2 separate regions of the Mus musculus genome follow, and region 1 is linked to region 2. A link is a contact called in ENCODE Hi-C data. All regions are on one chromosome and are shown on one strand. Each heading gives the region's core, a stretch centred on a gene start or an enhancer-like site at or near the end of the contact. The rest is flanking DNA. Distances are from core to core; before and after follow the strand shown.

Region 1 (3,833 bases), core at 145-2,644, 1.2 Mb after region 2:
GTCCGGATTGGCCAAACGGGCCCACAGACTCAGCCCCACGGGGGCGCTGGAGGAATTTGCAGCGGGGGGAAGGGAGCAACTCCATATATATATTTTGTAAAAAATAATAATAATAATAAGTTTGTTTAAATGAATTTGTCTCTATACAAAATGTAAAAAAGAAAAAAATAATAACTCACTCTTGTCAGAGTGTGAGACAATGAGAAGCAGAAAGAGGGGGGGGAGGAAGTTGAGGCAGGGAGAGGGATCAAAAGGAGGTCCCAGATCCCTTAGGGGGCCAAGGTGGTGGAAGGTCAGCCCCTACCCATTATAAATAAAGGAAGACTGGGGGTCTGGGCTGGTGACCAACTTGGTCACACTACAAGACAGAGAGGTGCAGGAAGGCTGGGACAGAGAGAAAGGGATGAGAGTAAGATTAAAAAGGAGGAAGAAAGAAGTCATAGAGGAGTGTCACTTCAGCACCCCTCAAATCCAAGAACTTAGGCCATCACCTGCCTCTTGGGGGTAACTTCTGGTTGGGGTCCCAGCTGAGTCTGGGACTGAGGGAGGGAGGGAACAGATATGGGGTGTGGCTGAGCAGGCAGGGCTCCAGAGGCTGTGGCATTGGTAGCAGTTGCTGGGCTAGGTGTTGAGTCAGACCAGTCTGAGAGGGATGGGGGGGATGGGCTGGCCCAGTGCTCTGGGGACTCAGGAGACGGGGTCAAATAAGGATGCTCGCTGGGAACCCGCAGGAAGCGGGCCTTGGTGGGGCTACTGCGGGTTCCTGCTGCAGGATATTCCTCTCCATGTCCTGGAGCAGCCAGGTAGGGTGGGGGCCGCTCTTGGGGAGAAACTGGGGCTCCTGGGTTGAGCAACTGGGGTCCCGGAGCCAGGGGCAGCAGGAATGAGGGCCCTGGAGGGGCAGGTGGAGGCAGCCTGGCCCAGTCGAGGGGAACAGCTACAGGATTGAGCAGACCAAAGCTGAGCACACAGCCCCCAGGAGGCTGGCGCCCCAGAGGACCCGCCCTACTTGCGCCTAGCTGTGCCAAGGACACCGCGGTGGCCGTGGTGGCATAGGGGCCCTCCAAGGGGAAGCCTCCAGGGGAAGCAGGGGGCCCACTGAAAGGCCGTGGTGAGTCCAGAGAGTCCACCGGTGACAGTGTGACAGAGCTGTCTGCCAGAGGTCCTGGACAGGCTAGTGTCAGCTTCTTGCCCCGACCACGAGTTCCCTGTGGCCCCAGCCCGGTCTTGCCAGGTGGCCTCCTGCTCTTCTTGGTCCCAGACTGCACCGCTTTGAGGCCAGGAAGGAAGGCCCCTGGTGGGCAGAGCAATGGCCCTAAGCCATGGGGACCAGAGGGACTTCGAGGTCCACTGGGCTGGTCCAGCAACCGCACAATGTCCTGGTGCAGCCGCTCCTGGGCCACGTCCCGGGGCAGCCTGTCCAAGTGATCTGTGATCTCCCGGTTGGCGAGATGATCCAGCAGCAGCTTGGCAGCCTCATAGCTGCCCTCCCGAGCGGCCAAGAACAGCGGCGTCTCTTCCTGAGGCGGGGGAGGGGCAGAACCCACGGAGGTCAGTCACTCTGGCCAACACCTAGCTTTCTAATCTCTAGGGCAGCCTGAGAACTAAGAGTTGATACCCTGGAAATAGATGGACCTGAGTTTGGATTCCAGCTCTGTTGAAGAAACAAGCTCTCTCTGTAGCAGGCACATCTGGCCAGGACTTACCTTAGGCACAAAATTTAAAGGGGCATCAAAACTTCCAGTCATCAAAATAAACTGCATGGTGATGTTATAAAAGTTTTAAAAAGAGTTATAAAAGATTAAAAAGCACGCCTTTAATCCCAGCACTCGGGAGGCAGAGGCAGGCAGATTTCTGAGTTCTACCAGTTTCTTTGTCCTGGTCTACAAAGTGAGGTCCAGGACAGCCAGGACTATACAGAGAAACCCTATCTTGAAAAACCAAAAAAACAAAAGATTAAAAAGTGAGTTGTTGGGGTTCTGGTGGTCCTGTACACCTTCAGTCCTACCATCCAGGACACAAAGGCAAAAGGGTCTCTGAGTTCTAGGCTAGCCTGGTCTACAAAGTGAGTCCTTGTCTTAGAAAGAAAGAAAGAAAGAAAGAAAGAAAGAAAGAAAGAAAGAAAGAAAGAAAGAAAGAAAGAAAGAAAGAAGGAAGGAAGGAAGGAAGGAAGGAAGGAAGGAAGGAAGGAAGGAAGGAAGGGAGGGAAAGACAGAGATGGAGACAGACAGAGAGAGAACCTGAGCCTATGACCCCAGCACTTGAGAGGCTAAGGCAGAAGACTCACCAAGAGTTTGAGGTCAGCTTTTGCTAAATTAACCAGTAAGACATGATCTCCAAAAGAGAAGGAAACAATGTAAAGACTGGCAAGACGGCAAGACGGCACAGTGGGTAACCACACTTGTCACTCAGCCTGGTGACTTCAGTGCCATCCCTGGTATCCACACGGGCAGTTCACAACTGCCTATAGATTCAGCTCTAGGGGGATTCAACACCCTCTTCTTGCTTCAAGGATATCTGCAACTCATGTCCACATACTTACACGCACACACTATTTAAAAATAAAATATATCATTGAAAAAAGAAAAAGCCAGGCATGAGAGCATATACCAGCATTTAGTTAGTAGAAATATGAGAATTGTGAGTTCAAGGCCAACCTGAGGTAGGAAGTTAGTCTCAAAAAGAAAGAAAGAAGGAAGGAAGAAAAGTAGGCTTGTTCAAGCTCAGCAGCTCATGCTGCTGCTTCCCCTGTCACAATGGGGACAACTGCGTTCGATGTCACACAGCGACTTCAACAGTTTGCTCTCACAGCCTTCAGGCCAGAATCCCACTCCTGAGAGCTGACTGCAAGCAAGATGGATGCCCCTAACAGGCTTATTCCTCCCTGACTCTGCTTTGTCACATTCAGGGGCTGTAGCACTGTAGGCCCCCAGTGGCTCACCTTGCTGTCCTGCATGTCCTTGTTGGCTCCATTTTTCAGCAGAGCCAAGGTAGCCTCCACGTTGTTCACAGCTGCAGCCCAGTGTAAGGCAGATTTCCCTGTAAGGAGATAAACATCAGTGTCAGGCTCATGTCAGGTTCTCCATTACAGAACAGGCAGAAATGTGTAGAAAATGGCCTGGCAAGGACTAGAGAGGTGGCTCAGCAGTTAAGAGCACTGACTGCTCTTCCAGAGGTCCTGAGTTCAAATCCCAGCAACCACATGGTGGCTCACAACCATCTGTAATGGGATCTGTGTATGTGTACACACACACACACACACACACACACACACACACACACACACACACAATTCTTTTTTTTTTAATTGGTTTTTCGAGACAGGGTTTCTCTGTGCAGTCCTGGCTATCCTGGAACTCACTCTGTAGACCAAGCTGGCCTTGAACTCAGAAATCCACCTGCCTCTGCCTCCCAAGTGCTGGGATTAAAGGCGTGCGTCACCACTGCCGGCTCACATATACAATTCTAACATATATATGAAGTCTAATAACAGTGAGAAATGATAATCTCGGTGCTTAGGTGTGCAGCTGAGCCCTGGAACGCTGAGTAGCATCTAGAAGAGCCTGCGTTTGATCTCCAGCACCACCAAAATAAATTCCAAATAATTATTTCCTCAAGGAAGATCTACGTACGACCAATGATCAGGTGAAAAGTTAGCCAGGTTCATTTCCCATGAGGGAAATGCAAGCTAAAGCCACACATGTTCATGTGGGTACAGCACAACACAGAGAGAAGAGAACAAGAAAGGCTAAATGTATGGGAGGAGGAAAGACTAAGTGCAGGCACGAGGCATTTGTGAATGACGACAAAAACTTAGGTGTTCTAGTTCTGAT
Region 2 (3,580 bases), core at 901-3,400:
CTTCCTTCTGCCATGCTCCTTATCCAGGCTGCCACCAGAAGATGCCACCAACATTTAGGGTGGGGGGTTTCCATTTCAAAAAATCTGACCAAGAAAGCCCCTGAAGGGAATGCTGATTCTATTCAGGTTGACAAACAAGGTTAGCCCTCATACTCAAAGCCAGTATGGTTAGGTATATTAAACCCTGATGGTCCATGTAGGATACCCTTCACCACTCCAGAAGTCTGTGAAGGATGCTTCTGACTGTAGTTCTTTACCTTTACATCAGAATCAGGAGCCCAAGTAAAATTTTCTTCAAAATGTTCTTAGACTTGCTGGACAGTGGTGGCGCACACCTTTAATTCCAGTACTTGGGAGGCAGAGGCAGGTGGATCTCTGTGAGTTCAAGACCAGCCTGATCTACAGAGTGAGTCCTAGAATAGCCAGGGCTACGTAGAGAGAGCTTGTCTAACACAACAAAACACAGTGCTCAGTCTGTGGAGTGGTGTTATTAGCTATAAAAAGCAGAATAACGAAAGGTACATTGCTTAACTGTGCCTGTGACAGCCCAAAATAAAAAGTACCTTTTCCAGCCTCTCTTGAAACTAGGGATGGCCATGTGACTAAATTCTGATGAGCAGGTGGGGAATTGATGATTGCTGTCTTCAGGACAGGTCCCTCTGGGCAATCAGCTGGTCCTTCCCTGCAGCTGGACTTTTGATGTCCTGATTGGTTCTAAAGCGAGCCACTTCGGGTCATTTAGGTAGATGCTGGTACCAGAAAAGCGAAAAGATCTGGAGACCTTGATGAGCAGAGAATGGCTACTCACTCCAACCTGGGCTGAAGTTCCAGCTTTGCTTTCCGTAAAAGCCCTAGTTAGATCATTTATTTGGATGGATGGTCCTGACAGCTAAACAGCCAAGCCTGTGTGGCACACAGGGGGAACCTGCTTGACCTCAGGCTGGGGCTAAAACAAGGGACTCAAAGGCAGAGCTCACCAGAAGGGAGCTTCTCTCTCTGAGTGGAGCGCGCTCCGCACCTCTCTTGGCTGTCTCCCTCCGCGGGATTGAGCACTGGATGTATAGACCCACTTCCTGCAGGACTTTGGGAAGTTCTGTAATCTCTAAGAGTTGCAGCTATGCATCCAATCTCTCTTCTCTTCCAGAATGGTCCAGACTAGCCCTAGGCAGGTCCAGGGCTGAGTAGAGCCACACCCAACTTCCTTATACTAGTTCATGGTGGGGGGGGGGTGCATCCTCTTGCCTTCCTCAAGAGGTTAGTGGTACACCTCGGCTTGCCTGTCCCACTTATTAACTCACAGAAGAGGTAGGAGTCTGGAGCTCTCCCGACCTGTACTGCAGCCAAGGGCAAAGGTGTGGTGTAGGAAGACAGACTGAAGTGCATAGGGTAAGCTAGTCAGGGCACACATTGTAGCAGGCCCAGGGACAGCAAGGGGTGGACAGGGAACATTTGGAAAGTTCTAGAAAAACAGAATCCAGCCTCAACCCTCTTCACCCTGCAATTTCTAAAGTTTTAGATAGAAAGGACCCTAAGGACTCTTCTGGGATCTCTTGTCCTGATCCCTACCACCTTGACTGCTGTGCAGGCCCAGAAGGCTGGGCTTGGGATGAGGAGAGGATTGGGGAAGTAGGTGGCACCCAACTAGTCCGATCTTTCTTCCCTAGTAACTAGCAGCTTGTGGGATACTTTCCAGAAGTCTGACCAACACTATGACCTTGTACCAATCCTACACCTTTCCTGGCCTCAGTTTCCTTTTGGAAGCACTGACTCGGTGGGGGCGTGGCTTTCCTTAGTTGAGGGGGAGCCAGGAGGAGATCGGGGTGCGGGGGTGGGAGGCGGGCTCCACTGGTCGCAGCGAGCTGGCCAGGCGCAGGCACCACAGGCGCTCAGAGCTAGAAGCTCCGCTCCTGCGGCTCTTAAACCTGAGTGGAGCCCGCGGGGAGCACAGCGCCGAACATCTCCTGGCCCGGGACGCTGGAGGCCGGTCTGGCCCCGGGCCTCCTGAAACCCAGGCGGAAGAGGACAGGGACCCCGCCCGATCCCTCCTGCGGACGGGCGGGGCGGCCCCACGCCAGCTCCTCCCCCCGCAGCCCGGCAGGGATCAGTCGCGGCGCGCGGTTCCGCAGGTGGCAGCTATGACCCAGTCCTGAGCGCCCAGCCATGGCCAGCACCCCAAGCCTCCTGCGCCTGGCGCTCCTGCTGCTCGGGGCGGTGGGCAGGGCCGGCCCCCGCCCTCAGGTGAGCCCTGGGAACCCCGGTGACAAATGGGAGGGGGACGCTGCGGTGTTCTGCGGGCACAAGAGCTAGCGGAGGGGCTCCTGGACTTGAGCAGAAACTCCGGGACCCCAGACAGGGGAAGTGCAAGGCTCAGGCGAGGAAGAGACAGAGGAGTTGAGGAGTCCAGGTGGGGATTGGACATGAGGTGACTACCCTCATCCTGAAGAGCTGCCTCACTTCTCGGCTCCAGCTGCTCTGTCAGGGCACCAGCTGCCCCAGGGTTGCCCTGCTCTGACTTCTGCGACCCGTCTTTGTCCCTTATTACTTTCCCAACTCCTTTTCCAAACCCACTGGCACTCTGCCTTCCCTCTGTACTCAGAACCCCTGCGGTGCCTTCCCCTGCACTCCTCCTGGGCTTCCTTGTGTATGGGGTACCCAGGAAGCTCTAGAGGACCGAAGGGGCCTGGTTGTAGAAATGCAGCTTCCTCCCATCACCTCATCACAGTCTTTGACTCATAGCCCCAGGGACCCTGCAGCCTGTTGTCCTTCCTGATGACCTCCCAGGTGGCACTGACTTGCCACCTCCACCCCAGCCTCTGCAGCAAACATGCAGCAGGTTCCCTGTTTCTTCTGGATCAGCCAGGCCCTCTCATACACTCGGCTAATACCCATCCTAGACCCCCTTGGATTAATAACCCACCAGAAAGAATACCGAGGGTCACCGGAACATCCAACCTCCTTGGTGTCGCCAAAGACTAGGTCGCAGCTGGACTCTTGTGGGCTCTTCTCTGACTCTCTCTGACCTGCCTGTGAATCCTGCCCCAGGCTCCTGCCCTGGCCATGATGGCCAGCTGCTTGTATGGAGGGCGGTTGTTCAAATGTGCCAGGATACCCTTGCATAGAAGAGGCCCAAGGCTGGGCAGTGTTCCTATAGAAGGGAGTACTTTACACATCATGTCTTGTGTCCACCTCCAGAGCTAAAGGGCTTAACCGTTGGGGAGTGGGCCTGCATCCGTTTGAGCTTGGTCTGACATAGGAGGGCACAGACCTCAGCCCTGGCTGAGAACCGAGTTGTGGACAGAGGTGCCTCCCCAGGAAGTGCACTGTCTCAGCTCCCAAACCCTTTCCCAGATTAATCCTCTCCCTGTTCTCCAGGGCCAACTGTCCCCAAGAGATACCTTCCCAGTCTCTGGCACTGCCTCTCTGTTCCCCTGCAGGCCATGGCTTTCCTGGTGACATTGGGATCTTTCCAGCCACAACCGCAGATTCGCTGCTCAGTTCCTTCTTGTGAGGCAGGATGGTGGGGATTTGAGCCTTCTGGTCCTAGGCTGCTGTGGGTCACATTTGCAGATTAGGTTGAGAG

The links. A loop is a pair of places that touch in the nucleus more often than their neighbours do.
Region 1: a map of T-helper 1 cell shows a loop between it and region 2 (4-fold over the local background). The contact joins the enhancer-like site here to the promoter of Glp1r in region 2. A Hi-C loop is called at or near these places in 2 of 37 maps with a recorded cell type or tissue (T-helper 1 cell and T-helper 17 cell).

What each region holds. Positions count from the first base shown.
Region 1 is chr17:32,121,341-32,125,173 of GRCm38, forward strand. It overlaps Notch3 (notch 3), which reads right to left. Exons shown (of 33, transcript NM_008716.3): 32 at 2,942-3,039; 33 at 1-1,520. The coding sequence ends at 480. All of the region lies in intron 1 of Gm38585 (a long non-coding RNA gene), which reads left to right. Among named protein-coding and RNA genes, the nearest start is that of Gm38585, 10 kb to the left of the region's middle. Within about 2 kb of position 1,395, at least 1 of the 3 ENCODE cell types and tissues checked has a DNase peak (open chromatin) inside an H3K27ac peak, as active enhancers do.
Region 2 is chr17:30,899,717-30,903,296 of GRCm38, forward strand. Glp1r (glucagon-like peptide 1 receptor) reads left to right here and starts at 2,151. Exons shown (of 13, transcript NM_021332.2): 1 at 2,151-2,238. The coding sequence starts at 2,161.